Regions from separate parts of the Homo sapiens genome. Here all the other regions are linked to region 1. The links are chromatin loops, found by intact Hi-C in ENCODE. Cell type or tissue: CD4-positive, alpha-beta T cell. All regions are shown on one strand.

Region 1 (8,000 bases):
GGCTGGCCTTGAACTCCTCACCTTAGGTGATCCACCTGCTTCGGCCTCCCAAAGTGCTGGGATTACAGGCGTGAGCCACTGCGCCCGGCTCCTCTCATTATTTTTAACCATCAGAAATTATCTTGTTCTCTTGTTTCTAATAGTCTGTCCCTTTTCACAGAGCCAAGACTTTATCATATTTTACAATGCTGTACCCCATTGCTAAGAACAGTCCCTGCCACATGACAAGCTCTTTAAATACTGAATGAATGAATGAATGAATAATAACAGCAAAGTATACCTACTCCATGCATGTTTAAACTAGGTGCAAGGCATTGTGATAGATAACTTATAAATGTACCAGACAAGGTCATTTATGGTCGGGTATGTGCCATGTATAGGAGAGGAATATTAAGTGCCTTAAGATACAAAATGCTATTGGAATTCTCCCCTGACCCACCCCATTAAGACATTGGAGGAGTTTTATTTAGTAAGGCTGTTTGCTGAGTTTTGGTTGGACAGTGGCAGGAATGGCTTTTGAGCTGGGTTATAAGAGTAGAGGAATTTCATTTATTCAACAAATATGTCAAGCAGTGTTTTGGGCAGCATAAATATAATGGGGAGCAAAGCAGACAATGTTCTTGCCCTTGTGGAACTGCCGATATCATGTGGGGAAAAAAGATATTCAAGCAGGAACAGTGGGAAAAGCAAAGGCACAGCTGAGGGAAAGAAATTTTTTTGTTGGTTTAGGCATAACCTTAGTGAAGGAAAAAGAAACAAAGGCTGGAAAAGTAGATCAGTCAGCTCCCACAGGGCCTTGACTGAGTGTGACATTAGGCATGGAGGGCCACTGAAGGTTTTAATTCAGAGGAATAAGATAAGACCTGTGTTTCCGAAGGATTAATTTAGCAGCAATATAGAGACCATCCGCAAGGAAATTGGTTACAAGGTTATTACAGAGGTCTGGTTGAGAGACATTGAGGGAGACAGTTGGGGAGGAGGGGAAAGGTACGCATTATTATGGAAATAGGATGAGTACAATTTAGCAATTAAGTCAGAGGTACAGGACAAAGGGGAATTTGCAAAGACCCTTTTAAAGATTTGATTGAATGGTGGGGAATATGGTTGTACCATCAGCAAACAGCAGTTACAGGGTGGGGAAGAAAGAATGGGTTTAGAAGAAAAAGGGATGATTTGAGTATAAATTGTATTACAGGCTGGGGCGTGGTGGCTCATGCCAGTAACCCCAGCACTTTGGGAGGCTGAGAAGGGTGTGGATCCTTTGAGCTCAGGAGTTCAAGGCCAGCTTAGGCAACATAGTGAAACTCTGGTCTCTACAAAAAATAAAAAAATAAAAAAAATTAGCTGGATGTGCTGCTGCGTGTCTGTGGTCCTAGCTGCCGGGGAGGCATAGGTGGTAAGGGGATGGCTTGAGTCCAGGAGGCTGCAGTGAGCCATGATGGTGCCACTGCATTCCAGCCTGGGCGACAGAGTGAGACCAGGTCTCCCCTGCACTGCACAGCACACCCCACACCCCTGGAAAAAAAAGTGTTACATAATTAATGATATAAAGGGATGGCTGGTTGGAAATGACAGGCTATGAATGCTATATTTAAGTTCAGTGGCACAAAAACTGAGAATTAACATTTCATCCAATTCCTAATTTTGTCTTCAGGAGTATAAGAGATACAGGAAGTAGTTGAGATCCATTCCTAGTTTCTCTTCAAAAGAGTGGGTTGTAGGATCTTTTATTTCTACTGATTGCTGTCACTTACCGTACCCTGCTGATGACTCGTTTTGCCAATGTTTCGGACACAAGGACTAGGCAGAATGTTCTCCACTCCTCAGGATTGCTGTTGGGCTATCTTGATTTATTTGTGTATTTATGTACATGAATCTGTGGCCAGAATGCAGTCTGCCCAGAAGAGGTCTTTAATAGCTGGGATGAAGGCTGTATATTCAGAGTGGGTCAGATTCGTTTGCAGGCTGGGAAGCCTTTGCTGTCGAATTCGAAGAGTAATTTTTCTGTTTCTGGAAAGTGCCTGGCTTAGGTTTGTATAGTGACTTTCTACTGAAGAGAAAATTTTCTAGGTGTGATTTGTGTGCTTTAAATCTAAAGGATATTTGATTTCTTGACATTTAAGTTGGGATTTTTCTTTGGTGCCAGGTAAACACGTAGATAGTGTTAGAGTATCATTTTTCTTCTACTCAGATTACATTACTGATCATTTTACTGTGTGGTTGAAAAGACAAAGTGTGATCCTTGGTCCTCATAGCCCAGTTAGGTTCTTTGATATCTGCTTAGAGACTCATTTAGAGCAGTCTAATAATGGATTTATAGTGCTCACAGATAGCAGTTCATTTTGGAACATGCGGACATTACCATAAAACAAGTTAGGAAATGGCTGTTCCACCTTCACTATGTCATTCTTTTTGTTGAGATGGAGTCTCGCTCTGTCTCCCAGGCTGGAGTACAGTGGCATGATCTCAGCTCACTGCAACCTCCGCCTCCCAGGTTCATGCGATTCTTGTGCCTTCACCTCCCAGAGTAGCTGGGACTGCCGGCACACACCACCACGCTTGGCTAATCTTTGTGTTTTTGGTAGACACAGGGTTTCGCCATGTTGGCCAGGCTGGTTTCAAACTCTTGACCTCAGCTGATCTGCCCACCTCAGCCTCCCAAAGTGTTGGGATTACAGCCATGAGCCACTGCGCCTGGCCTACTATGTTATTCTTTAGGCTAGTTAACATATAGTTCCTAGACATCCTATTTTATGTAATCATCCTTTCCTCCCATTTCCAATACAAAGAACGTTCAGTAAAAATTATTTCATTTAATTAATGAAACACATCTGATCTTTTTATTTATTTATTTTTTTTTGAGACAGTCTCATTCTGTTGCCCAGACTGGAGTGCAGTCTTGGCTCACTGCAACCTCTGCCTTCTGGGTTCAAATAATTCTCTGCCTCAGCCTCCCTAAGTGCTGAGATTGCAGGTGTGAGCCATTGTTCCTGGCTCACTTAATTATTACTATTATTATTATTTTTTTGAGATGGATTCTCGCTCTGTCGCCCAGGCTGGAGTGCAGTGGTGCCATCTCGGCTTACTGCAACCTCCACCTCCCAGGTTCAAACGATTCTCCTGCCTCAGCCTCCCAAGTAGCTGAGATTACAGGTGCACGCCACCATGCTCAGCTACTTTTTGTATTTTTGGTAGAGACGGAGTTTCACCATATTGTCCAGGCTGGTCTCAAACTCCTGACGTTGTGATCTGCCTGCCTCGGCCTCCTAAAGTGCTAGGATTACAGGCGTGAGCCACCGCACCTGGCCTATTATTATTATTATTATTATTATTATTATTATTATTATTATTATTTTGAGACAGGGTCTCACTCTGTCGCCCAGGCTGGAGTGCAGTGGCGCGATGTTGGCTCACTGCAACCTCCACCTCCCAGGTTCACGCGATTCTCCTGTCTCAGCCTCTCGAGTAGCTGGGATTACAGGCACATGCTGCCCCGCGTGGCTAATTTTTTTGTATTTTAGTAGAGACGGGGTTTCACCATGTTGCCCAGGCTGATGTCGAACTCCTGAGCTCAGGCAGTCCACCCGCCTCGGCCTCCCAAAGTGCTGGGATTATAGGCGTGAGCCATCACGCCTGGCCTATTATTATTATTATTTTTATTATTATGTATATTTTTGAGATGGGGTCTTGTTCTGTTGCAGGCTGGAGTGTAGTGGCGTGATCTTGGCTCACCGCAGCCTCTGCCTCCTGGGTTCAAGTGAACTTGATTATTTTATAAAATGTTTTCACGTAAGGCATTATATTATTCTTTTGGCCCTCTTGCTTTAAGTAGACATTTACTGATTTATGTAAGATAAACAAAGATTAAGTGACACAGTTAATTGTCATTTGGGTCTGAAATTCAATTCCAATTCAGTCTGAAGTGTACTGTTCCATAAAATAGATGAGTTATGAGGAATCTGGGTTCCATTTTTACACATCCTTTAGGGTCTTGCTTTGACTCCTGATAAATCTAATTCTTCCGCCTCCTGTCACTGAAATTAGTTTGGAAGCTGGGCATGACTTTATAGTGTTCCATGTGCATTTTTTGCTTTCTTTGGCTCTTTGTGCCAAGTGTTTTAAGTCTACTCTACTAGCTGTTAGTACTACCCTATGTTATCTTTCCTAGGAACACTTACAAATTTTAGTATTTATTCTGGCAGGATTTGGAAAGGGGATTTAAATTAGCTAGTGAAATTACAGCAGAATGGCTGTGGGCAGAAGGATAGAGGAAGTAGGCCTTTGAAGTAAATGTTAGATTGTGGTAATGATGGAGAGACTGAGACGCCCAAGATACCAATTGATTTTCTTTGCCTGTGATGCTTGTTTTTGTCCGCTGGTACTCCTTTCCCCCTAGATGGCACTGTCTTACTCATCGTTCAGGTCCCAGGTCTGTAAAACTTTGCCCTAACTCGTCTCCTCACAGCACTTGATCAAAATTATATTTATCTGTGCAAATTATCTGTTCATTGGTCTCTACCTTCAGACAACAACCTTTCAATATTTATGGCCTTTAAATGAAGCAGTGTGCCTACTGCTCTGTAATTGTTGACTTAAATAGAGTAAAACAGTATAGGGTAATGTTTAAGTATGTGGGATCAGGCAGGCCTAAATTTAAATTCTGGATATGCCAGAATTCTGTGACCTCCTCAAAGCTTCAGTTTCCTCATTGGGGATTTGGGCATGAGAATACTTGCCCCATGAGCTCATGGTGAGGTAAGACAGTTGGCACAGTGACTGGCATAGAATGAGTACTCCTTAGGTGGTAGGTTGATGTGATATTCGGGGGTTAGGGCAGGATCATGTGCTCTACTAGATGCTAGATGAAGTGGAACCCCCTCACCTTTCACGTGAGCACTGAGTGGGAATTCAATTTCAGAAGGTAATGAAAGTTCCTGAGTTTCAGAGTAGAAGTGTACTGGGCACAAGGGACCAGTTTTTAATTTTCTCTTTTTTTTTTTTTTTTTTGAGATGGAGTCTCACTCTATCACCCAGGCTGGAGTTCAGTAGTTTGATCTTGGCTCACTGCAAACCTCTGCTTCCTGGGTTCAAGCAATTCTCCTGCCTCAGCCTCCCAAGTAGCTGGGACTACAGGCATGCACCACCATGCCTGGGTAATTTTTGTATTTTTAGTAGAGACAGGGTTTCACCATGTTGATCAGGCTGGTCTCAACTCCTGATCTCAAATGATCCACCCGCCTTGGCCTCCCAAAGTGTTGGGATTACAGGCGTGAGCCACCATGCCCAGCCCTTTTTTTAATTTTTAAAAACTTTTTATTTTTTGTGGCGACAGGATCTCACTGTGTTGCCCAGGCTGGTTCAAACTCCCGGCCTCAAGTAATCTCCCACCTCAGCCTCCCAAAGTGCTAGGATTACAGGCACGAGCCACTGTGCCTAGCCTGGTTTCTGATTCTGATTCTTCTTTTTAAATCTTCTTTCTTTGCTCACTATTATTATATTTTAATGGTTTCTGATTCTTGAAGGTTTTCTGTCATTTTGAGAGAGAAACTAAAATGAGAGGTTTTTGTTGTTGTTGTTGGGGATTTTTTTTTTTTTCGGTGCCATAACCCATCCTAGATGTGCTAGGATGTTAGGGGCAACTTGGTGAAAAATTTACTGGTTTATTTGGGTTTTTCTTCTGCTGATAAATTTGGTTGTAGTTAATAGTTTTGGCTTGGTGGAAGAGATGGTGATTGCTCTAAGTTTTTTTTTTTTTTTCACCAGAGTAGAAGACTAGCAGAGCATCTATTTACAACCTCTCAATTTATCATGGAGTTTGTATTTTGTTGTTCAGCAGTCTAACATTGACTTCAAGCTTTTGTACAAATAATGACTCTCGTTCATTTGCCAACAAATAACTGCCAAATGCCTGAGGCATTACACTAAAGTGGAAAATCACTTTTAGGGCTTTTAAGTTTAAACTTAGGTTCAAATTCCAGTTTTGCCACTATTTAGCTGTGTGTATGTGACCTTGTGACCTTGACCTCAAGTTTTCTTTTCTGTAATACGAGGCCAGAGTAAAATGAGTAATGCTGAGCTATTATCATTATTATTTTTAAATAGTATAAGCCAATTACATATGGCTTAGCTAATAAGGATGTGTTGTTGATGCAGTCATCACATGTGATTGAAAAGCATTCCTGTCACTCCAACTTCTTACTGCGCTTACTGCACCTGCCACACTCCCCACCCTGATGATAGTAAGTGGAATTTTAGGCAGCTACTGAATAAATAATGATTTTACTATCTAGAAGGCACTGCAGTTTGGAACCTGAGAAATGTACAGTGACTTAGTATTTTATGACTGTCCATCATTTTAAGAGTTGAGTTTCACTGTGAAACAATGTCGAAAGCACTGACTGGACTAATGGAGTGGCTTTACAGTGCTTACTGTTTCTTCAGTAATACCCAGAGAGAGCTGCAGTGTGGAGGAGCCGGTGAAAGAATGTATTCAGCCCATGGCATTCTCTGCAGCCACACCACTGTACTGCCAGGATCACTTGAGAAACAGATGTCTCTACTGATATATAAGCAGACAGCTAAAAGATTCCATACACTGTAGTTTAAAATGATTTTAGGGAATTATTAATAATATTTTAAAAAATTGTTACTGAATTTTTTTACAGTAGAAGGGAACATGAGACAATCCATATGATACTATTAGTTTGGGAGATGAAGTTGCAAAATTGTGAGGCAGAAAAATGTTAAAAGTAGGCACTAAAGGACTAAGAAGTTACAATCTTGGCTTTAATGTATCCAATGACAGGTGCCATGGTTTGCTTCCTCCAGAGTCTAACAGGCAAAATAGTATTTGTAAACATTTTCTTGCCTCTACTATGCCTAGGCTAGCAGTCTTTAAAGATAGTCTTTAATGGGAGGATTGCCTATTTATCTTATGATGTACCTGTGGAACAGAATTTTAGGGGCTTCATTTATCTTCCAGGTAGAAAAGAGCTGATAAGGGGTTATGGAGATGTTGTCACCTGGCATTATATGCTATAATCCTTGGTCACATTTATAAGTTTTTTTATTCTAATACAATGGATCTGAGTGTCATTAGGAGCCTTGCAGACAAGTGTTTCTGGGTAACTTCTCAGTAACATCTTTGACATTTGTTTAGTTGCAGACCTAAATGGCCACTGATGGATACTGCAGTTTCAGTAAGCAGTGGAGTTTATTTCCCTGGAAGTAGAATGAGGCAGACCCAGAATATTGTAGAGTGCTTGTCATCAGCTGTATTTCTTCATGGCCCAGAAAAACTCCTATGTAACTTCCCTTAGAGAAATGAAACTGAACGGGAAGCAGAAGTAGTTACTGGATGATGTTGGACCTGGGAATTCTGAATGAGTCAGTTCAATTCCTGCAGGGTATCCTGTCTGAAAGAAATTAGGGCAGTATGCAGTGCAAGGCTTGCAGGGCTCATAGGTCTTTCTGTTATGTTCTTTCAGGGGTAGCAATGGTCAGGATAGCTTCTCACTACACAAGATGTGATTAGTTTTGTTTTTTTTTTTTTTTTTGAGACGGAGTCTTGCTGTGTCGCCCAGGCTGGAGTGCAGTGGCACCATCTCTGCTCACTGTAAGCTCTGCCTCCAAGATGTGATTAGTTTTTGTTCCTCACTTTGGGGAGCGTGTGTGGCAGTGTTTAAAAATAATGCTCTCCTGTTGGTTCTTAGGGAACAAAGTCTTCTGGTATGGTTTTGCTGGGTCCTCACCCAAATCTCATCTTGAATTGTAGCTCCCATAATTCCCACATGTTGTGGGAGGGACCCGGTGGGAGATAACTGAATCATGGGGACGATTTTCCCCATACTGTTTTTTGAGGTAGTGAATAAGTCTCACAAGATCTGTTGGTTTTGTGGTAAGGGGAAACCCCTTTTGCATGGCTCTCACTTCTCTCTAGCCCACCACCATGTAAGAAGCCCCTTTACTCTTTCTTCATCTTGTGCCGTGATTGTGAGGCC
Region 2 (8,000 bases), 77 kb after region 1:
GGTTACTGGCTGATTTCTTCTCTTAAGCTTAGTCCTGTGGCCTGTGAGCTTACTCCTCTTTGTTTCTGTCACTGCTTCTTTCATGTTTTCCGTTTCTCCTTCACGTTGACAGAGATGTCTTGCACTCTTCAGCTTTACCCTCCGAAGCCACACCCTGTGCACTTTTAATCTGGAGACTGCTAACCTTGTTGTTTGTTGCTGCAATCTGGCACTAGGCATGAATTAAAGATCCCCAACTTTTAAACTGTTTGTTGGATAAAGGCTTATCTTCCCAGAGAAGTTTTTCTCTAGTAAAACCATCTAAGAGTATGTGTGAGAAGAGTAGGCAACTGAGGACTGATTTCTCAGGGTGATTAGAAAGGAAAGGGTGGCGGCCTCCTTTCATACTTCGGAAAGTCTTGTTCCCATCAGCCTTTCCTCATGGTGCCATAACTGGAATGGCGGCAAGGTCCTCTTTCCTGTGCCTGTGTCTTAAGTTTCTGGAGAGTTCTGAGGCAAGATAGAAATTGGATTTGTTCTCAGATATGGTGCTGTCAGCGTGGGCATTGTTTTGTTTCTAATCATGATGGCAACCAAAGTAGACTATTGTTCTACCCTGGAACAGATGGTCTTACCCCTGGCTAAAGTTAACCAAATCACAGGTACTCTTTGATGTGAACTGACGGAGTACCTTAGTCCTCTAACCATTGTGACCCTGCAAGATAAATGACCTGGGCCCTGTTTCTTCCTTTGGCTGGCGACTCGTCTCCATGGGGAAGCCCCGCAGTCACCATGATGTTTGTCGATGGCATGTCTTCCAAGCCCATGCTGGATCACATTCTCTCGTGTTCTCTCTAGGCAACCAAGAATCCCTTCTACCTCCATGTAGGAATGGATATTCTGCAGAGTCTGGAAAAGTACACAAAAGTCAAGTCAGTTTTCTAAGTTCCTACCTTTTTCTGTCAGCCACTTTTAATTTATTTCAAATTGTTTTGGGGAAATATCCTAGTTTGCATTTTAATTTATAGAACCAGGTCATTAATGTTACATTTACAGGGAAATTGCTTACCTTTTGGTGTAGTAGAACCTTTCCATTGTACTGAGAACTGCCCTTTCTTTTCCGTGAGGTTCTAGCAGATTATGGGTGTTCATTCTAACTTCTTTCCCCTAGTTATATAATAACATATACGCTAAAATGTTTAGGGAGTACAGAAAATATAAAGCAGTAGAATATTATCACTGTAATCTCCACATACAGAGAAAACTGTAGTCAGTATTGAAATGTATGTACTTATAATCTTTTAAATATTTTTATATATGATGTGTGTATATATGTATATATAAGAAACATACTCTATATTTCAATTTTGTGACATGCTTTTTTTTACCTGCTGTAAGTTTTTTTTTTTAAGTACTATCTTAAATAATAAGTCAATACTCAAATAATAAGTCAATTCTCAATAATAAGTCAATTCTACAAGTATTAGGACTAGAAATTTAAATTAGTCCTTTTACATTTGTTGCCGGTCATTTTCCTGGTGCCACGTTATGCTTCTGGCCAGCACCCCGCCACCACGCCCACACCCTCTAACTCACCTGATAATTTAGCAGCCAAAAGCACTTGCTAAGTAAATTTGCAAACAACCCAGGCTATAAAAAAGGAGAGCCCCTCAATGTAAACATAGTTTCATATGGTGTTGGATGACTGGTTGATTATTCTGATAAGAGAATGTTTCTGCTTCTTAAGTGAATCAGCAGGTGGGAAGGAAGAGAGGCAGGACTGACCAGATGATTGTTTTGTAGGTGTGGGTACGCCACGCTGCATCACGTCATTGACAAGTCCACAGAAGACCGGATGGAGAGCTTCTTTCTCAGTGAGACCTGTAAATATTTGTATCTGGTATGTGTGTTGCAAGATGAACCCAGGAATATTTAGTATTGCTTAGAGCAAGCATTCGCATAGTCTTCCATCTGACAGGTACTTACTGGCTAAAGCTATGTGCTGGACATTGTGCATTCCCAGGATGCAAACGCTGTCAGAACCAAAGGATATTACTATCTTCTTTCATGGTTTCCAACCTTGTTGAAAAGTCATTTGTCAAGTAAACCAAGAACTGAACTTATGATTACAAACTGTGGGAAATCCTGGTAACGATTGATACAGAACCAGTGTTAGTTCTGTATCTAACTACAGGTGGTCGGGGAAGACGCCTCTGAGGAAGAGAGCTGTGTTCATAATGGCTTCTCACTTCTCTTGATGTATGTGATCTTAGCCAAGACCTGCAGCTCAGCCTTGTCTCTGTCCATACACACATCCTCAGGCACATGAGTGAGTGAGTGTGTGTGTGTGTGTGTGTGTGTGTGTGTGTGTGTAGAGAGAGAGAATTTCTGGACCTGGACGAACCCTTTGGTATTACCTAATGTTCATATGTTCATCATTTCCCTCACAAGAACTACAGCCTACACAGAGGTCAGGCGACTTGCTCAAAGTATGGCGATGGCTGTGGCAGAGCTGAGGTGTGAACTGTGGTCCTGACTCCCTGTCTGGTGCTCTTTCCATCTCACCGCTCTGCCTCGTGCATACAGCCACTCTCGTGCCCCCTGCCACTTTCCTCAGTATGGCCACATAGAAACAGAGGGCAGGATTTCCAGGTTAGAAGATAGCATGGCAACTGAGAACTTGGGCAGAGGGTCAGAGATAGAAGCAGCTGTGATAAATTGTGTTTATCTAGTTCCGTGGTTCCTAGGCCTGGGGCTAGCTGGGTCCAAATCACCCTGGGGCCCTTGCTAAGATGACAGCCATATTAAGTCAGAATCTTCAGAATAAGCGGGCTCAGAAATCTGTCATTTTGACAAGTGCCTCCAGTGGTTTCACATGAGCCAGGTTTTGGAGCTGCTGGTCTAATCCATTAAGACGATACTCTTCTCTGTCTGGGGTCTTTTCACAGATGACTGCAGAGGTATGTCCACCAGCAGCCCATGTGATCTGTCCAGTGGGAAGACAGCTGTCCTGCTGTCGATTCCTGTGTGTGCAGTGGTTCTTGCTCTCCTTGCAGGTGGCTCAGTTCTGCTAAATCAGGCTGGTCAGAGCCTAGCTACATATTTCCATCCAGCAGCCACTGGTGTCAGAAGGACGTTAACAGGGCGAGTTTTAGAGTAAAAGGAAGGTGACCCTGGAGGGTGTGCTAGCTGAAAGAACCTAGAGTCTGGGGAGAGGAAAACCTGTGGTCTACCCTGTTCTTCTCTTGTTACTGTGTAAACATTGACAAGCTGCACTGAATCTCATTTTTCCTCATCTTGAAATAGTTTAGGTGACCAATAAAGTTTCAAAGAGTTTCTAGGTATTCATTCATTCAACATTCACAGAACACTTGCCTTCTCCTGCACTGTTGCATCCCATATTGGGTTAGATGTTCTTTCTAGATGCTCTTTCGTTCCGTGTCACATGCACCATTGAGGGAAAGGACTGTGCCTTGTGTCCATTGCGTCTTCAGAGCCCAACCCTTGTTGTGCAAGAAGTGAAGTGAATGTTGGCAGATGTGTTGGGCTCTGTGCTAGGCCCTGGGGAAATGGTGGTGGATAAAACTTGGTCCCTCCCTGTCAGCATTTACAGTTCAGGGTCTAGGTGTGTGTGAGGTTGGGTGTAGTTCTAGAATTCCAGCAGGAGAACTCTTAGGTAGCACATGGAAATCATCCAGTGAACTTTTATAGACTACCTGTGCTTGGGCCTTAGTTTCAGAATTTCTGAGTCTCTGCGTCTGGGCAGGGTATGTGTAGGGGAGAGGCAGGTCTGGGCATCTGAGTTTAGATGAAGCAGGTGATTCTGCCTTGCAGCCTGGGTTGGGCACCACAGTTGTCAGTCAATTCCTTTTCACCCAGTTGTCACTGAGAAGCATGAGGCCCAAGCAAATTCTACTCCCTGAGTAGCTGGGACACGCCCCCATGATTCAGTTCCCAGTGTGCTACAATTATTGGTTGTATCTTTTTCTCCGTTCCCTCTAGCTGTTTGATGAAGACAATCCAGTACACAAGTCTGGAACCAGATACATGTTCACAACAGAGGGACACATTGTATCTGTGGATGAGCATCTTCGGGAATTGCCATGGAAGGAATTCTTCTCTGAAGAGGGAGGGCAGGACCAAGGGGGAAAGTCTGTGCACAGGCCGAAACCTCATGAGTTAAAAGTCATCAACTCCAGCTCCAACGTGAGTTGCTTTTTCCAGGGGTGATTTGCATATAGAGGAAGAGAAGATACTATGAATTGCTTAGTTGTTCAGACTTCCTGACAGAAAATTGATGGTGTATGCAGATTGGGAGATTTGAAAACACCTCCTAAAGACACCATTTACATAGCTGTTGTCAGGGTATAGGGAAACCGCAGGAGCAGCGGTGGCATCATCACTGCTGGCTGCAGGTGCTGGTGGGGAGAGTGGCTACAGGATCCTGGAAGGGGGGAGCCTTGTGGGAGGAGCGAGCACTCAGCAGGAGCCACGGCTCAGATCTGACTTTCAAGGCCTTGCCTGGAGGGAGCCGGCAGAGTCAACATGTGACCCCTCCCCGCTCCCCCAGTTGCCTGCTGGAGCATCTTCTTGGCTGCCTGGGGCAGAAGCTGGAGGCCGAGGGAGCCTGTTGATATGATCCATCAGTGGACCTGGAGGGGCAAATGGAAGACATTCAGCAAAATCATTTACCAGCAGCAGAAGGGAAAAAAAGCAGTGATGGTCACGATGGTCCCAATGAAGATGCTCTTCGAAGTGCAGCAAACACCCACATTCATTTAAAGTGGGGCTTTACTCCACATGCCTAGATTGTCCTGAGAAGCAGCAGGAAAAATTTGGAAATGGAAGTCCTTGCATCCCTAGTGAAAGTATCAGGTAGTTGTGTTGATTTGAATCAAATAGGATGATTTGGAAGTGAGGATAGGGAAATGTAGGTCAGTCAAAATTTCAAATCTTGTTATCCCCCAGGGCCTTGGTGGTCAGGAGTTCGGCAGCCTCCCCACAGATGGGTTGCCTTGGCATTAGGGGTGCCCTCTCATCGCCGACTGTGCTTCAGTGCTTTTCCGTTAATGCCCCAGTGAAGGTCTTCACCATCAGTCTATGAAGTAAATCGATAGGCCAGAGTGTAGATAACCACCCCCGCCCCCATTTCCATCAGTCATGGAGCGCTGATTGAGTGGACAAAGCATAATCGGGAGGAAGGGGAAGGAGGGTGAGAGGGGGAAGAGTTAATAACAGCCAGCATTTGCAAACACATACCAGGGTTAGCCTTTGCACCATTCTAAACGCTTACGTACATTAATCTGTTTACTTCTAACAACAGCCCTGTGAGGGGTGGTTACTTTTAACATCTCCATTTTACAGCTGAAGAAAGGGAGGCACAGAGAGGTTCAGGTCCCACAGTGGAGCCAGGATTTGGACCCAGGCAGTGTCTTCTCTTTTAGGAAGGAGACATCTCTGACCTGCCATACTCACTAATAGATCTGATCCCATGATTCCAGGCACCAGGGATTCAGGCCCTCAGAAGGGCTCCCGGTTCTGGATAGGAGCATGGCCTAGTGGGGAATCCACTTCCATCCTAGGCGTTTGTCTGTAGTGCTGTTGAAACACAGAGGGTAGGGAGTAATCTCCAGAGAAAATCAAGGCAGGATTCCCTGAGGAGGTCACTTGCTGGAGATCCTTGAAGGATGAAAAGGGGTATCCCAGAAAGGGTGTTCAGGCAGAAGCAGTAGCACCTGCAAAAGCACAGAGATGTGGGCTGGTGGGGGCAGTCGGGACCAATGGAAGGACCGGCCAGTCTTGATCTTGCCAGGGATGAGGAGCAGGGTGTAGTAAGTTCAACTTACTACAAAGCGTGGGGAAAATGTTTCTTTGGAGATGAAGCAGATAATGAATGTATTTAGACAACTGCTTCCAGGGATGTCACAGTTGGTTAGTTCTCAAGATGTGCATCTGCTTTGAGGAAAAAAAGTGGTGGGGGTGGGGGGGTTTTAATTAAAGAAATAGTCTTAAGCATTTAGAGTTTAGTGAGTTGTGAATGAGAAAAACATAGCTCAGAAAAACACAGTATTTTCAAGTAGCAGAAATGTTTTCTGAAATTCTGGGCGGACTAAGGACCCCAGGGATGTGGCTTTCAGTCCTGGCCACGAAGCAGTTGCTGCGATGCCTTTTAGCTTCCCTGGATCTGCCATTTCTTTATAAAGTGAGTGAGGATGTTAAATTATGTCACTGGTCTTCACCTGAGGGTGATTTTGCTCCTCAGGGAACATTGGAACAGCGTCTGGAGACGTTTTTGATTTTCACAGCTGAGGCGTAGGAGTTGCCACTGGCACCTAGTGGGAGAGGCAAGGGGTGCTGCTGACCGTCCTGCAGTGTACAGGCAGCTTCCACAACAGTTACTTCCAAACGTCAGTAGTTCACAGGCTGAGAAACCCTGGATTAAGTCATCCAGTCACATTTCCTGAGAGAGCAACATATGAGTTTTTAATTTTCCCTCGTTTTTGTCTTTCTAGTGCAATCGTGTACCTGATGAGAGGAGGTACTCCCTGCCCTTAAAGAGCATCTACATGCGACAGATTGACCAGATGGTTGGTTTGATTTGATCTGCTCTCTGTGAGGCCTCATCTTGAACCAGACCTTAACGACCAAACCCAGACCATGCCAAAGTCCAGTCTGAAATGAAAGGGGACAGAAGTCTTGCTGTCCATGGTGGTGTAGGAATTTCTGTGCAACACCTCACCACGTCTGGTTAATCCTTGCACACTTCAGTGTTTCTCTCCTGTTCAATAAAATGCCCTGTTAAGGATATAATTTGAAGTGAGAAGATACATGGAAATTGCCCTCTTATGACATGTTGATGTTATAAGCACAATAGATGGGGCATCTTTGGATTGATGTTCACAGCTTTATACTTCAGAACCTAAGTCTCTTCACTTTGCTGGCACCTGCTATACTGGAGTATTGCTATGTCTTTAAAAAATTTTTTTTATTATATTTTATTTTTTTGAGACAGGGTCTTGATATTTTTTTGGGACAGGGTTACCTGGGCTCAAGTGATCCTTCTGCCTCAGCCTCCCGAGTAGCTGGGATTACAGGTGAGCACCACTGTACCTGGCTAGCTACTTCTTTGTTAGAGGATTGAGAATGAAATTTCTGCAAAAGGGCCCATGGTTCATTTGGTATCCCTATTTAATTGCATTGAAAATGTCATCCTTTCTGTTGTTAGATAATTGGGGTCTTCCCCTGATATCCAACCGTGATTTTGGATCACATGGGAGAAAAAGTCATCCAGTTTTTCATGTTTGCCTCAAGTAATCTTTACAGTGTTACAAATTATTTGCTTAAGAAGAATGGTCTTAACCAGAATTCTTAACAGATAGTCTCTTAGGTTATTATGTTATGGTCTAAGAGGTTAACTGACATCTTTTGGGTGGTATTTTGCATTTTGAATATGAACTTACCTGAGGAACTCCCATAGTTCCAGAATCAGGTGCCTTTTAGGGAGAGAACAATACCTAAGATTGTCTGAGCTTCCATCTTTCTCATATTTCCTAAGCAAGGATTCTCACTTCTGACCATATTTGGGTTAGAGTTCTGTTTTGTTTCTGTTTTCTGTGTCTAGTGCCAATTAGCTAAATCAGGGAGAAAGAAATGATCACATGACTTTTAGCATCCTTGAGCCATTTCTCTGTGTAATACAGGCTTTAGATTAGTGCCTTATATTGGTTTTGGTTTGGGGCACTGGATGTCGCAGCTACTGCTATGGTTTCAGGAGGCCTGTTTAGCCACATGGTGAGACCGTGGTGAAAGGGGGATGGAAATTGCTTGGCCAGTCTTTGCCTTTCATCCTGTAAAAGTAAGCATGTAGAAGGAGGAAGTTGTGCTAAAATGCCTTTGTTTTTTTGTTATTATTTTCTTAGCCAGAACATCTCTCTTTGAACTCACACTGATACACACCTGCTACTCTTACACAGTGCAGCAGGGTTGACTCTTAGTCTGGCTTCCATGAAGCGTCATGGGTG
Region 3 (8,000 bases), 290 kb after region 1:
GCTATTGCCAAGCTGTGGTCACCCCTGATGACCCAACATAACCCAGAGGAAGCTCCAGAAGGAAGTCCCCAGACCCACCCTGCTGTTTGCTTTGTGTCCCTGTTGCTACTTTCTGCAGAGAAGAACTAAAGTTGGGACTTGCTCTGCCTGGGACATGTGGTGTATTGGTTAGGGTTAGGAATGTTGACTGCTATCACATAAAAATCCTTTCTGGTGTTCTGGGTTGGGGGATCATCTTCCACCTTTGTGATCTTTCTTGTGGCTTTGTTCACCACCAGTGCCTAGAAGTTCTTTCCACTAAGTGGGTGGGTGGGTAGGAGTGGGAGTTTTCTTTGACAGTGATTTTTGCGGTGAGCATTTTGTAAAACAGTCCCTTCCAGCAAATGCAGGCAGGCAACCAAGATGTTTTTGACTATCTCATGAACCCTCCCTCCAGTTCCCTATTTCACTGTGCCAGGATTTCTGGCACCGCCCAAGTCCAGTGGGGCCTTTTCTCAGCTGCTCTATTGTTTAAGGCTTCTGTAACTTTTCATTCTTATTACAAAGCTTCTGATGGGCCCCACTGGGCTGAGCCTTGGCAGAGTTGATTATGATACAGGAAGTGCTTACTTATTTTATTAGCAATGATCAATGATTTTCTTGTAGATGAAAAGCTTATTTCTAGCACGCATGCACTGAACCCAGTGATTTGTGTGGACTTATTACAACCTACTTTCACATACATATGGCACCACACTGCTATGTTCTCTATGCATAAGACCCAGCACCTGCTTTCACTGCTGGAATCAGTTATTGGTGGTCTGTGTGGAACTGGCTACTGAGTGCCTGGTGGGGAGAGTCTCATGGGAGCCAATTTTCTCAGTGGGCTTCCTTAATATTGGAATTCTTCAAAGCTCAAAATTCTGAGAGGACCCTAGGGGTTCAAAGCCTTTGAGCCTATAATAGTTAAGTGATTCGATATTTGCCAGGACATCCCTGCAACCTGGTCTTACATGATGCCTTCATGCAGGAACCTCTGTCCTGAGGTGTACAAAAAAGAAATGTACTAAGTACGTTCCCTGTTTGCTATTTTTGTTTCGTGCATGGCTTCCACGTATCTGTCCTTGCTCCATTCTCCTTACTTTCTTAGCTTGTGACCTTATCAATTCTTCTACTAGGCAGCTTCATGGTTAAGAGCATGGGCTCTGGAACTACTTAGCCAGACTGGGGCTGGGGATTAGCCAACTCCTTACTGGTGTGATTTGAGGTGTGTGTGTGTTTTATCCATTTCGAGCTCTGGTTTCCTTATCTGTTTATTGGAGACAATACTATCCATCTTACATGTTGGTTGTCCCAGTTAAGAGAGTCAGTGCATATAAAGCATTTAGCATATACTAGGCAGAGACAAAATGTAGCTATTATTGTCAGTCAGGTCCCTGCCTTGCCCATTGCAGCTCTCCTGCATGAGACTTCTCTCGATTGGAATTTAATCTCTGTTATCAGCTCAAGGATTCGCAGACTGTTCAGGGTAGTAGTTTTCTGAATAAACCCAGAACCTGGAATTTTCCTTACACTCATTGCATTGGGTGTCATGACTATCCCCATCTTACAGATGAGAAAAACTGAGGCCATTTGATCATGTAACTTGTCTAAGGTTCTACAAATAGTAAGTGGCGTAGTCAGGGTTTAAAGACACCTCCCCACCCATCTGTCTGGCTCCCAGCTGCCTCCTCTTTGTTTTGAGACAGAGATTTTGCTCTTGTTGCCCAGGCTGGACTGCAGTGGCGTGATCTTGGCTCACTGCAACCTCCACCTCCCAGGTTAAAGTGATTCTGCTGCCTCAGCCTCCCAAGTAGCTGGGATTACAGGCATGTGCCACCATGCCTGGCTAATTTTGTATTTTTAATAGAGATGGGGTTTCTCCATGTTGGTCAGGCTGGTCTTGAACTCCTGACCTCAGGTGATCTGCCCACCTTGGCCTCCCAAAGTGCCGGGATTACAGGGGTGAGCCACTGTGCCTGGCCTCTATCTGCCTGCTCTTAACAGGCATCCTGAAAAAAAAGCATATAGGACTCATAAACCAGTTCTTGATCTCTCAAAAACATTTCACTGTTTATACCCTTGACTGTCTGTGCACAGTATCTGCTGTATAAAGTCAAGAAATCAAAACCAGTCCAGAAATCTCCAGCTGAGGGGAAACAATCAAGGGAGTTGGTTACATGGTGTGGGAAGACGGAAAAGATAAAAAGCAGACATTGAAGCGGCACAGGAATCACTGAGGGAGCAGTCACCACCCTCGGGACAACATGATGTTACAGAAATCCAGGTGCTGAGTGGGGCAGAGAAGCTTGCTGCCGTACGCAGGGCTGGTGGCCAGTCTCTGGGAGCTTGCCGTATGTTTGGTACTTAGCTGGCTCAGGGGCCCCAGGGTAGGACATTGAGGGGCAAATGCCCTGAATACTGAAAGATGCAGGAGCTATCTGATGGGTTGCAGCAAGGCCAGGATGAGCTGAAAACACAAGAAAGTCACTTTCCCTCCTTCCTATTTCCTCCAGTATCTCCCACTACAGAATCTAACTGGAAGTCAATTAATGAGGGTGCTTGGGAAACAGTTTCAGCATTGCACAGCAGAATGGACAAGGTGGACTTGGGCTGAGAAGCGGGGAGATCTCAGACACAACGCCATTTGTATGACTGGCCGGTGGTACTGTCAGTCGTGGTGGTTGACATGTTTTGCAGGTGCCTGTGGGCAGCTCCCTGAGAAGACACTGAACCCAGCTGGGGTAACTGAAGAGCAGTTTACTTAGCCTGCTCAAGCAAGCACCATGCATTCAGAAAACTCATTTTGTAATTGTTGGTATAGTTTTAGAGCTTGAAACCAAATGAAATCTTTCAATAGTTGCCAGTCAGACGTGCATGTCAGCCTACCGGGTCGCTTCCCACTTGCCGGAGTGATTAGCTCTATTGAGCATTTTTTCCTTGTAGCCACAAATCCTCCTAGTCATAGCACGAGAAAATCCGTGACCAGTCCAGCACCATGTCGAATTTCCTGGGAGACTTTCCTTTTCTTTGAATTACCCATTTACTCGGTGAGAAAATGCTTCGGTGGAGAGAAAGAGCCTGGCATCGAGAAGGGGAGGGGAGCGAGTCTGCCACTGGAAATGCTGAGTGGCAATTTCGTTGTAGCCAGGCTTGTCACAGGACTGATGAATGGGCCCTAGTCTAGCACGTTACAATCTCCCTCAGGTCCAAGCCGAGGCCTACCTCACCCGTGTGCATCCAGGGACGGTAGGTGGCGCTGTGGTGTTGACTGATTAAAGGAGCGCGTGATAAAATGCTATGGAGAAGTGTCTGGAAAAAACAGGGAGTGGGAGTACTGGCTTGGAGAGGGGCAAGATGAATATGCATTCTCATTCAGTGTCTTTCCAATTCAGGTGAGCATTTTCCCTTTCCGCTCTGGGCATGCACAGGAAAATCCAATTACAGATGCAAGTTACACTGGGCTCTTTCAAATCAAATTGCAGATGTGTGTCAGCGGCATCTCGCTGACTTGGACGTGCTGGGTATATCTCTCGCAATAGAAGTTTGGCTTCTCCTTTCCCTTCTTTCCTTTTTTCTCTCGTTTCTTCTTTCCTTCCTCAATACTCTCCTACTATCTGATTTGAATTTTGCAATCCTCCTCTTTCTGACACCCATTTAATTCAATTCAGTAGTTTTGTACCTAACATAGTTTTTTGAGACACTGTGAAGTATCTGGGGGAAAAGGGATAAAAGTAGCTTTCTTTCTTTAAATAGAAGGTAAGCTAACCATTTACTGAGCTCCTACCAGGTGCTAGGAACTGAGCTAGGTACTTGTCTACTCAATTTATCTCATTAAACTGTTTAATTTATTCGCTTATAAGCAGTTTGAGTACTTGTGTCCCAAGGGCACAGCCTGTGCCATCGGTCGTGGGGAAACAGGAGCATTAAAAGGCCCCCAGTCCTCTGTGTGTCTTCTTCCCTGCTCTGAGTCTGAGCCCTGATGCTTCAGCTGCTGATTTTTACATGGCTTCCTCTAACATCCTTGCAGCTCTGGAGTCAGGCTGCGTGAGCTCGGATTCTGATTCTACTGCTTCCGAGCTTTTGGAAGTTGGGCAAGTTACATAATGTCTCAGTTTTCTTATATGAGAGAATGAGATAACCATTCCTTCTTCCAAGGATAACCATTCCTGCTTGAAAATTAAATGAGATGGTACATGCAAACATTTGGAATGACAACTGGACAATGGCAAGTACTTAATAAACTTTAGCTTTAATCATTGTCATCACCATCTTCAAATTTAAAAAGTTGCTACTTTTGGAATATGTAAGGTAGTGTCTACTGCCCATGCCCCCAGATATGCCTCTGAGGTACACTCCAGGTAAAAAAAAAAAAAAAGGAGCAATTCACTTTTACTAGGAAGAATCAGGGAAAGCTGCATGGAGGAGGCTGGTTATAGCTGCCCTTGCTGTGAAGAAATTCAGAGGAAAATTTCTGAATCCAAGAGGGTCATCTACTTTACAGACAATCAAATGAGACCTGTGTCCCTTGTCCCGTGTCAATGATGTTTATGCACATTTTGCAAACCATAATCCTCTAATTAGTGGGATCCCATAATCCCCGAGGTCAAGCATGGATATTTTGGGGGCCATAGACCCCAGGTTCAGGACTCCTGACTTGAGATCCTTTGCAAGTTCAGTGTTCTTAGTCTAAATGAAGTAAAACAATTTAAGAGAGTTTAGCAGGCACTGTTAGTGTCCCACTCAGTTCCTTGTTACCTTATTGGCGTTCCCCTCTCCCAGCTGCTGTGGGTGTTGCCTGCTAACGATTCACTCCTACCTTTCTTTTCCAAGGGTGGTTCTTGGCTCATGGGAGTGCCAGGCCAGGAGATAGTCCACCTTCTGCCCCGCAGACACAGAGGTGGCCCTTGGTAATGACTGAAGAGTATAGCAGTGACTGGTTCTCAGAATGGGAAGAACTGGGACTATGTGGTGGCTAGTCTGTTAGGCTAGGGGCATGGTAAGAGAGTTAGGCTGGAGGGGACTGGAGAGACAGGAAAGGAGAGTGAATCCTTGCTGCTTCTTGACCCTGGAAGAGTACAGTAACTCGCTTCCCTTGCTATTTGGTGGTTCCAACTCTGCGATACAAACTATATACGTTTCTGAGCCCTCATGGCACCAGGCTGAGAGCTTTCTGGAGGTATGGTTTGCCTTGATGCTCCTCTGCCCTAACCCATCTTTCTCACACCCCTGTAGGTTTCCCTGAGAGCAGTTCCTCAGTAAATCACTTGCACAAACATCTCCATCTCAGCTCTGCTTGAGGGGACCTAAAGACAGAGTGGAACTCAAGGTCATTATATGGAGGAGCTAAAACCCATGCTATAGAACGTCAGTGCAATGGTTTAGGGTGGAGGGGCAGCTGCATTGAGATCCAGCTCCTCCCTTTTGTCCCAGCTGCTTTTTTCCTTTTCTCCCACCGTTCCTACTGTCCTGTGACACTCTGGTGTCAGATTGGGACAGATGATGGGGGAGCTCACCAACAGCAAGTGGCGTAAGTGGTCACCTTGGAGCCCTCTGATTTCAGACTACAGTTTTGTCGAGCTGTAGGAAGTCTTCTGTGTAGAGACGATCCCTTAATAAGCCAGTTGAAGTGTGATGATTAATGTATTAGGGCTGGGGAGCCCCCATCCTAGCAAGCAGTCCCTTTGACAGAAGAAAACGGACTAGGCAGATAAGAGAGAAAGTGCAGAATCACGTTCTGGTGTTCAGTTTGGCAGCCCATAGCTCATTTTAATTACTCTGAAATAATTATCTCTGGTACACAGCTGGGTTTGTCTGCGTGCAACTTGTGAGTCATTCTTCCCCATGTGAATAAATCAAGCAGGTTAGGAGGAAGGGCTGGAACCAAATGACATGTAAAAGAGGTTCTGTGGTAAAGGTTCAGAAAATGGCAAACTTTCGACCTGAAAGAAGATTGATTTGGGACATCTGGTCCTTGTGTGTGAAGCAAACAGCACTGGCTAGTGAAATCAGAAGTAGATGAGTCTTAAGGCTATTTTAGAAGAGCTGTGAGAGCTGAGCAAGGTGCATCAAGGGCTAATGTAAAAGGGACAGTTGCCAAGGAGGATCCTATAGCATAATGGTCAAGAGCTTGGGTTTTAGGAGCAGGCTGACTTGAATTGGAATCCGTATTCTATTGCTTGCCATTTAAATTACTTTGAGCATATCATGTCATCTTTCAAAGCATCAGCTTTCTATTAAGTTAGAAAATTTGTGTATGGTGCCATTTCCTTCCATGTGTGGCTTCTATTACAAGTACTAGATTTTCCTGCTGCTGCTGCTGAGGGCTTAAGGAGAGGACTGCTTGTGGGCCACCTATGCCCTGTCCATTGCCCTGGGCAGACATTACTAATCAACTCAACTCTCTTCACAGTTGGGCCTGATTGTGGAGTCAGAGATATTTTCTAATAGCACTTCCAGCAGCTACCCCCTATCTAACCAACTTGGCATGTTAATTGAAAGCAAATAACCACTTTGGGTTAAAAATGTTTCTCTTCTTTGATGTTTGATATTTCCTATCTGTAAAACCAGACATTTGAAGAAGATGATCACTAAAGGCCTTTCTCATTTGATATTCCAGTGTTTTAAGAGATAGAGAAGTGGATCATTGGGGATTGGATTATTTCAGCTCCCACCCTTTGTTTATTTGATGCTCTGCACACAATCAAGAACTCAGTTTGTAAGGTGGGGCTGCTTATGAGAAAGGTGGGAACAAGACCAGGAAACCAAGAGCCAGGAAGCAGTGAGGATCCACACCCTCATCTCCTGTCTCCCCAGTCCCCTTCAGCCTGGCTCTTACCATGTCCCTAACCTAATAGACTAGCTCCCACATAGTCCCAGATGGTCTCACTCTGAGAACCAGTCACTGGCTTCTGCTCTCATAGGATGGATTCATCATAGGATGGAAATGAAGGTTTGTATCCAAGACAGAAGCTGCCTCCATTTCAAAGTCATCTCCTCTGTGGGCCCTGAGTATTTGATTGCTCATTGGCCTCCTTGTCTAACCTGCAGATCTGCTAGTTGTCACTGGCCTGACCCTCGCTTTTCAATAATAGAGCTTACATTGTTCTTAAAGATCCACTTAACTTTTATATTATATAGTTAATATGCTTTAATGGCCAGGAAAATTAGAAAATATAGATAAACCAAAAGTCAGTTCACTGTTAAAATGTGGTTGCTTATTATCTTTTACTGCATATATGTGTACATTTATTTAAGATCATATTTTATAAACACTTCTTAATGAACATCTTTCTGCTTATAAATGGTCTATCTTATTGTTTAGAATACTGTCATTCTGATTTAATTTGTCCCTCTGCTATGACTCTCCTTTTGTTCAATTCAATTAAACATTTATTGAGTACCTGCTCGGTGCTGAGTGCTTATAGTCTCTGTGCCCCTGTATTAGTCCATTTTCATGCGCTGTAAAGAACTCCCTAAGACTGGGTAATTTATAAATAAAAGACTCACAGTTTTCCATGGCTGGGGAGGCCTCAGGAAACTTACAATAAGAAGGCAAAGGGGAAGCAAGGCATGTCTTACATGGTGGCAGCAGAGAGACAGTGAAGGGAGAAGTGCCACAATTTTAAACTATATCAGATCTTGTGAGAACTCTTTCACTATCATGAGAACAGCAGCAGGGAAACCTGCCCCTGTGATTCAGTCATCTCCCACCAGGCCCCTCCCCTGAAATGGGATTATAATTTGAGATGAGATTTGGGTGGGGATGCACAGCCCAACCCTATTAGCCCCTAAGGAACCTGGAGCCTGGTAGGAGCAAACAGATATAAAATAATGAATTATGATATACCTTGACAAACATTAGTAGAGACACGAAGTTTTACAGGAACACAGGCTGCTGAATGCTGAGTTGAGCCCAGGAGGAGGATGAAGGAGCCTTTCAAGGGAGAATGTCATTCAAACAGAACCTGTGAGGATGCATG
Region 4 (8,000 bases), 170 kb after region 1:
TGTCATGTATCAACCACAGGGTCTCACTCAGAGACACTGGTAGACTTAAAACCTTGTGCCTAAAGACCCGGATCTTCTTACCAATTTAAGACTGTGAAGGAGAGAAAACTCCCTGCAGAGTCTGAAATTAAAATGTAAGCAAGTGAAGCTAAAAATAAACAGCAACGTGGGATTCCTCAATTCCGACAGGCTGTGACAGCACCAAGTGTCATGCGGCTCTGAGTGATGAACAAGAGGAATAAATTTAGAAGGCTTAATGAGGGGGGATTCTATAACTGCTTGAAAAGCCTAAGCCACCAAATGGAATGAAATTTTCCTAGACAGGAGTGCGATATTCCCTGCCCCCACCCCTGACGTCTCTGGGCAATGTGACACACTTTCTAACCTCCTGAATACAATCAGGTCACCCATCCCAGAGAGAGTGGGGTCTAGTGAGAAGGAAGCACAGTCTCTGGCCCTAAACCCAGAGTGGCTGCTGGGAATGCCCCATCCCCGGGAGTTCTTTTTACAGGACATAGAGTCATCATCACAGGATATTAGCAATGGAATCAGCCTTTGAGTCATTAATGGTTTTCAGAATCTTTGAGCTTCAAAGACTTCACAAAATGTTATGCAGAAGGGCAAGATAGAAGGATAAAAAGTAGAACTGCTGTGATTGAAGTGGAGGCAGCAGATTGGCTTCCCATCCCTCCACCTTCCCTACCTTATATCTGTGGAACCCCTGGGTTCCTGAAGAGCAGGACTGCTGTGTGGCGTTGTGCAGTTTCTGCACATGGACAGTGTATACATTTGTCTCAGAGCACAGCTTGAAACAATTGATATAATTTAATCTTCTTATTTATGAGTAAGGAAATTCAGGCCTGAAGTGAAGCAACTTGCACAACGTCAATAAATTAGTATCAGAGGTGGGATTTGGATGTAGGATTAGTGACTCCCAATTCATTGCTATTTTAGACACTTCTTGATATCTAGGGTCTCGCTAGCCCACCCGTGCAAAAACAGCCTTAGAGCAGAAATCATGCGTCAGGGTGGAATGTCCATCTTGCTTCAGAGAAGAAACAAAATAGAAAACATCTTCATGGTCCAGGTGTGCTTTCAGAGGTGCCAGCTTGGGTGCACAACCAGGTCATCATCAGCCTGTCCTTTAGGCATTGGTAGTGAATGAAAAGCTGAGAAACTCTCCCACTCCCAGGGCCGTGGCTTTCCAATAAAGATAACACTGATAAAAGACTACCCGCATGACTTGAACTATGGCTTTGACTGTGACTACAACTTTGTCTATGACTAAGATTAGGACTATTACCCCCACCAAGTACCTATCAGAGATTCTTGTTACATTACCCACCAAAATGTAGGATCCAAGAGAGCAGGGTCTTTGCCAATTTTGCTCTTCATTGTATCTCCAGGCTCGCATACATAGTTGGTGCTGAATAAATATTGGGGATTCTTTTGGGCTGTATTATATTCCCCCAAATTCATATGTTGAAGTATTAACCCCCGGTGCCTCAGAATGTTTCTGTGTTTGGAGTTAGGGCCTTTGAAGAGATAATTAAGGTGAAATGAAGTAATATGGGTGGTCCCTAATGCAATATGACTGGTATCCTTATAAGAAAAGATTCGCACACAGCCACAGAGGTAAGACCTTGGAAAGACAAAGAGAAGAGGGCCATCTGCAAGCAAAGGAGAGAGACCTCAGGAGAAACTAACCCTGCTGACGCCTTGGTCTTGGACAATCTATCCTCCAGAATTGTGAGGAAATAAATACACTTCTGTTTAAGCCACGCAGTCTGTGGTATTTTGTTATCGTAGCCCTAGGAAAACTAACACAGGGATTAAGCAAAGCATCCCTAGCTAGGTGTGCTGTTTCTGAGTTTGGAGCTCTACCCGCTGTTTGAAATGACACATTTGATATTCCTGTACAAGGAAAGATGAGGGATAAAGACTTACTCATTCAAATGATTTTCAGTGGTTACTGTTTCAAGGTTACCTTTAAGTCATGAGAATTTCTTCTGTTTTGTAGGACGAAATCCAAACGGGCTGTAATCTTTAATCACGTCTTTCTGCCTGTTCCCCAAACTTTTGTTGTTAAAATGTTTGGAAGTTTTTTGGTCTCCTTATTTTAATTTTTACAAAGCAGATGAAGAAGTGAGAAGCATAGGTAATAACAAAACTATAAAACTAATTAACACCTCAGATTATAATGAGAAGGGGTTGACAGAATGTCTCTTTTTAACAAAACCTATGAATATTAAGGGTTTCGCTGCTGTCAGTATTTTCCTAGAAGAAGCAGGTCCTTCCTTCTGTATCCAAGCCCCAAAATAAAAAGTATCCTTAATGTGTTCATAAATTACAAAAACAGAGTTATATGGGAAACCACACTCTTGTCAAACCACCTTGGGGAAATAATTAGGGATATTGGTACTGTTTGTTTCTGGCCGGCATTTTGCTTGAACAAATGAACCTACTGTTAAGGCTGAAGGAGGGGATGGGGGCAGGGGTACCAGCAGTGAAAAATCTATCGTAAGATATAGACTCTCCAAGAGCACTTACACTTCAGACATCACGAATCTCCTTGTGATACTTAGAGCTTCAGAGTCAAGGAGATCTGACTATATGACCTAGGGCAGGTCACTTGACTTTCCTGAGCCTCAATTTCCCCATCCCAAAACATGTGTAATATAACTTATACCTCAGAGAATTGTTTTGGGAGAAATAAATGAGATGAACTTAGTACAGGAAGTTAAGAACTTAAAAAAGGGAGTGGTTTTATGGCTATGAAGTAGACTTCGGTCAGTTCTTAAATATTTCCAGGATGTGGAATTTGCTAGATTCAACTTTCCTTTGGCTCAGGAGACAAAAACAAAAAAAAACAAAAACAAAAAAAACAAAAACAAAAAAAACAAACAAAAAAAAAACAACCAGTCAAGTGGGAGTGAGATGACTTTAATTCTAGGCTCAGGTCTGTTATTTACTAGTCACATGTCCTTTGACAAGTCACTTAGTTTATCTGAGCCTCAGTTTGTTCAATTAAACCCAGGGATGCAGGGTGGCAGGGTGGCATGCTCTCCTAATTGCTGTGAGGATGAAATGAGAGAACGTAAAAGGGGTGCATTGTAACCTGTAAAGTGTTATGCCAATTTACAGTATTACTATAGACCTTGGGGCTGTGCAGAACAAGCCTTAGCACAGTTATTTTCAAGTCTGTCTGAATTTGGATCTAGGAAAACGAACGTCCTCCTTTTGTCCTGGACAAATGTGGATGTTAATGACCCCCAAGTGTTTTCTATGAAAACCAGTGCCCCGTGACAAGTTGCAAGGCATTCCTAGGGGAAAAGAATTTCTGGCCAAATAACTTTGGCAAACACACTGTACTCTTTGTCCCCTTAGAGACTGACAAGGCTTAGAGTGTATTAAAAGGTCGTGCATTGACGAAATCCGTGTTCCTTAAATGTATTTGTCCTCAGAACCTTCTTCGTAAAATACTGGTTCACTTCTTGCAGAACAGGATTTTGGAAATGCCGCCAACCACTGAGATATTTGGAGGCTTTGCAATGTTCCAAGTCTTCTCTTCTCCTGGCTAAATATTATCCATTCCTATAACTATGTGCTCCCTGGTCTTGAGTCTTTTTTACCATCTTGATCATTCTTTTTCACATGTCTCATGCATCTCTATTTGCCTTTGTCTGCCATGTCCTTGAGCATGATTTCTAGGTGTGGCCCAATGATTAGACTAGACAAGGATAGACACTCTAGGACTCTTGGCTTCCTGTAGGAAAAGGGGTTTGGAAGTGGTGGAGGGTCATACAGGTCACTTCTGGTCTCTCTTTCCCTGTTCTCAACAGACAGATCTCCCCCAAATCTCACTGCCCCATGAGTATGCGGTTGCCCATCTTCGAACTTCAGAAGAGTTTACTGGGCAGAGAAGCAACAGTGTCTGGAAAAGAACGGCCCCTAGAGGGCAACATGGTCACACGAAAAGACGCTTGGTCTCCCAGGATTTTTCTGGGTGCTTAAACCTATCCAGATGCTACTCTGAGGAAGTGCTGTACTCTTTCAGTTTATTTCTGTATTTACCAAATGTCTTAGGAAATAGTCAAAATGTCAACTGGAGCATAAAAGGCAAACACCAAGGAAAGTTGGGAGTCCCACAGGAAGGACTCAGCCATCGTCTCAAAGAGGATAGGGCCTGAAGTCAGTCACTCGCCTGGGGCAGTGCTTGTGGCTATTGTGTCTTCCCTGCTACTGTGATTCTGCTTCTGGTTTAGGGCTTCAGTTATTGGGAAAGATATTCATATTTATTCTGAGCTGGAGCAAACTTCCTTAAGAGTGATGCATACACTAATGTTCCTGGGCATTAGAATTTGATTCGAATTTTCATGAAAAGGGAAGGTTGACATTTTATTTAAATCAGTAATAAACTGTTGTATGTTACAATATAATCAATATCCACAATTATCCTAATGGTTTAGAGCGAAGGTTTGGCCAGGGTTGAGTCACAATCTGGCATATGCTGCTTCCCAGCAGGGTGAACCTGGCCGTGCGATTTGAGCTTCTTCAACTTCATAGAGAGTTGTTCTTCAACTCTCTATGAGGAAGCATGGTCTGCCTTAAAGGCTGGTTGTGAGGATTAAATATAATGTCAAATGTAAAACATCGTGTAGAACAGTGGTTCTCAAAGTGTAGTCACTGGACCAGCTGATCAGCATCAGCATCACCTAGTAACACCTTAGAAAGGCAAATTCTTACAATAGGAGGGGGAGAAAAAAAAAGAAATGCAGATTCTCAGGTCCCACCCCAGATCTACTGAATCAGTAACTCTGGGGGGTTGGGCCTAGCAATCTGTGTGTGTATGTGTGTGTGTGTGTGTGTGTGTGTGTGTGTTGTTGTTTTTTTTTTTTTTTGAGACGCAGCCTCGCTCTGTCGCCCAGATTGGAGCGCAGTGGCGCAATCTCAGCTCACTGCAACCTCCACCTCCCAGATTCAAGCGATTCTTGTGCCTCAGCCTCCCGAGTAGCTGGGATTATAGGCACACACCACCGTGTCCGGCTAATTTTTTGTATTTTTAGCGTACACGGGGTTTTACCATGGTGCCCAGGCTGGTCTCGAACTCCTGACCTCAGGCAATCCACCTGCTTTGGCCTCCCAAAGTGCTAGGATTACAGGCGTGAGCCACTGCACCTGGCCAGCAATCTGTGTATTAATAAGCCCTCCCAGTGACTCTGAGGCATGCTAAAGTTTGAGAAATGCTGTCATATAGTCATTGGCTTATAGATGCTAAAGAATAATATTTATTATTATTGTTATTGTTATGAATTGTTACTGGGAGTCCAAAATATGCAGTCTCTACTTCTAAGAGGCCTAGATTCTTGTTGGAGGACCAAGATGTTGAATGTGAGATAGTCAAATAATCAGGGCCATTATTGACAAGAAAAGAAGTAGAACTTCTGAGGAAAGGGAAATAGGGGCCTGCAGGACTAATGTCACTCGTTGAAGCTTTGTGGTGGAGAAGGACTGAAGGAGGAGCAGCACTGTAAAGGTAGAGAGATAGTCAGGCACGGTAGCTCACGCCTGTAATATCAGCACTTTGGGAGGCTGAGGTGGATGGATTGCTTGAGCCTAGGAGTTCGAGACCAGCCTGGGCAATATGGCAAAAACACATCTCTACAAAAACAAAACAAAACAAAAATTAGCTGGGTGCAGTAGTGTACTCCTGTAGTCCCGGCTACTTGGGATTCTGAGAGGGGTGGATCACTTGAGCCTGGGAGGTCAAGGCTACTGTGAACTGTGATAATTGTATCATCCAGCCTGGGGAACAGAGCAAGACCCTGTCTCAAAAAAGACAGAAAGAAAGACAGAAAGAAAAGGCAGAGAGATGTTAGCAGGGCATTCTGGTTGAGGGAAATAGCAAGAGCAAAAGAACTATGGCTTAGAGGGGAGAATACTCAAGAAGTATTGAGATGTCAGCTAAGTCAACATGTCAGCTAAGTTCAACAAAAGTTTAACATTTCTGAGTATCTATTGCAGGCCAGATACTATGTTAGTACTGAGGACATGGACATCAGAAAGGCTCAGGCAACAAATTCCTAAAGGTGCTATGATTATGGAATAGAATAGCATCATCATCATCATGTTCTTCATTTTCATCATCATAAATACCATGTATTGAGGACTCACTATGTATCAGACACCGTTCTGAGCACTTTACATAAATCTGCTCATTTAATTCTAACAGTAACTTGATGGCATATGTATTATTATTATTCCTCCATTCCATACACGAAGAAACTGTGGCTTAGAAGGTTTAGATAGTCAAAAGTCATGCCAGGAATTAAGTGGAGGAGCTGGGAGCTGAGCCTAGTTCTGCCTGATTCTAAGGGGCTTTTAAATAAGTAGTCAATTCTTCTTGAAGGCTGGAGGGTTTGCAGGGCGCTGCCAAGAAGTCTCACTCCATATTGCATCGCTCCTTCTCCATGTCCCAGCCCTCCGTGCAGGTAGGCGAGGCCACATGATTACTACAGGCCGAAGAAGCATGACCTGAAGGGACACGCATCACTTCTGGGATCAGGCATTGAAAAACTTGTCCACAATTTTCCAGCCCCTTTCGTTGCAGTGTCAACCAAGTGGGCAGATTTGTGTTCTAGATGTGCCACGACGAGGTCACGGAACCTTTGCCGGCCAGAGTCCCTGAGTACATCTGTGATGCAGGGCACCCTGGGCATTTCTGCTGGATGTGTAGTTTAAGCAAGAAATATACCAAGTGAATAGGCTGTGATCTGAGGTTTATTTGCTACTGCAGCATAAGCCTAGTCTATGCTGACTAATACAGTTTGAAAAAGGGGATAAAGTTAGGTTTGTAGGGTAGAAAGAGTCCTCAATTTTGGCCTAAAATTTTTCCAGTGTAGTTTGCAGGCAAGTTGAACCATTGAAAGTTTCTTTGCACAAAGTGGAAATCCTTTTTTTTTTTTTCTTTTTGAGATGGCGTCTTGCCCTGTTGCCCAGGCTTGAGTGCGATGTTTCAGTCTCGGCTCACTGCAACCTCCACCTCCCAGGTTCAAGCAATTCTCCTGCCTCAGCCTCCTGAGTATCTGGGATTACAGGTGCGTGCCACCACACCCAGCTAATTTTTGTATTTAGTAGAGATGGGGTTTCGGGTTTTGTCATGTTGGCCAGGCTGGTCTTGAACTCCTGACCTCAGGTGATCCACTTGCCTCGGGCTCCCAAAGTGCTGGGATTACAGGCATGAGCCACTGCACCTGGATCAAAGTGTAAATCTTTGGGTCTCTTTTAGGAACTGAGTTAAAGGTAGGCACAGGGATGCAAAAATAGCATTTTTTTTTTTTTTAGACAACCCTGTTTAAAGATGTACTTTCCATTTATCTCCCAGAAACCAAGCCTTTCCAAGGTCCTGGAAAATCCAACAATTTGAGGTTAATTCTAAATTTTACTGGCTTCTTTAGATACATAGAATCAATACACACATACACCAAAACAAAAAAGAAACATTCTCTTCTGTGCTTGTGTGTCCTAATTTGCAGTCTGGGAAAATATGATTACCTTAGACCTGTTCTCCTGGCTGCCCCCAGGAATATCTTCAGAGTTCAGTTCCATGAGCAGCACTTGATCTTGAAATCTACATCCAGCCCTTTTTTCCTGCCTTTGGCAGATGAGCCATGACAGCGCTGCTCTCCGTGAGCCTGGCCACTGGCATGTGTGTGGTATACTTCATTTAGTTCCCCTGAAGAATATGCTGGGAGCTCTGTCAGACCTTTTAGATTCTTGGCATGATTTGGAGCTCAGCTGAGGTGGATAGGATTCCTAAGCCTGCTGAGTAATTCTTTGTTATTTATTTTTTGATGTCAAATTATAACAAGAACTACCAGGACCTCGAGGGAAACATCTTTGAACAGAACATAGCACCATGGTGGGTCTTTCCGCCAGATAAAAATTCAAGAGCCAATTGCCATGGGCAAGTGAAAGAGTGGGCAGAGGATGTATATATC

Evidence for each region. Hi-C counts contacts between places; a loop is a spot of excess contacts. Peaks named below come from ENCODE experiments on the same cell type or tissue, not always from the same donor. Only the 100,000 strongest peaks of a DNase experiment are listed, where the experiment ranks them.
Region 2: it touches region 1 in a loop (2.3-fold over the local background); 6 of 110 quality-filtered maps call a loop at or near these places.
Region 3: it touches region 1 in a loop (2.5-fold over the local background); 6 of 110 quality-filtered maps call a loop at or near these places.
Region 4: a loop joins it to region 1, with 8 times the contacts of the local background. A loop is called at or near these places in 12 of 110 quality-filtered maps.

The regions. Positions count from the first base shown.
Region 1 is chr3:5,132,449-5,140,448 of GRCh38, forward strand. All of the region lies in intron 1 of ARL8B (ARF like GTPase 8B), which reads left to right. Among named protein-coding and RNA genes, the nearest start is that of ARL8B, 14 kb to the left of the region's middle. RefSeq lists a silencer at 4,176-4,470 and an enhancer at 7,695-7,784. In CD4-positive, alpha-beta T cell, a CTCF peak has its summit at 4,369 (motif pointing right); DNase peaks (open chromatin) are centred at 4,403, 4,763, 7,333 and 7,913; H3K27ac peaks cover 921 bases.
Region 2 is chr3:5,209,338-5,217,337 of GRCh38, forward strand. EDEM1 (ER degradation enhancing alpha-mannosidase like protein 1) reads left to right here. Exons shown (of 12, transcript NM_014674.3): 9 at 838-911; 10 at 1,783-1,879; 11 at 3,982-4,185; 12 at 6,492-8,000. The coding sequence ends at 6,581. Among named protein-coding and RNA genes, the nearest start is that of EDEM1, 26 kb to the left of the region's middle. RefSeq lists an enhancer at 4,047-4,548. In CD4-positive, alpha-beta T cell, no CTCF peak of the experiment used is centred here; no DNase peak of the experiment used is centred here.
Region 3 is chr3:5,423,267-5,431,266 of GRCh38, forward strand. No RefSeq gene overlaps it. Among named protein-coding and RNA genes, the nearest start is that of MIR4790, 180 kb to the left of the region's middle. RefSeq lists enhancers at 5,771-5,950, 6,001-6,080. In CD4-positive, alpha-beta T cell, CTCF peaks have their summits at 3,306 (motif pointing right) and 3,506; a DNase peak (open chromatin) is centred at 3,255.
Region 4 is chr3:5,301,620-5,309,619 of GRCh38, forward strand. It overlaps the pseudogene LOC124906205. Among named protein-coding and RNA genes, the nearest start is that of MIR4790, 55 kb to the left of the region's middle. In CD4-positive, alpha-beta T cell, a CTCF peak has its summit at 3,914 (motif pointing right); a DNase peak (open chromatin) is centred at 3,952.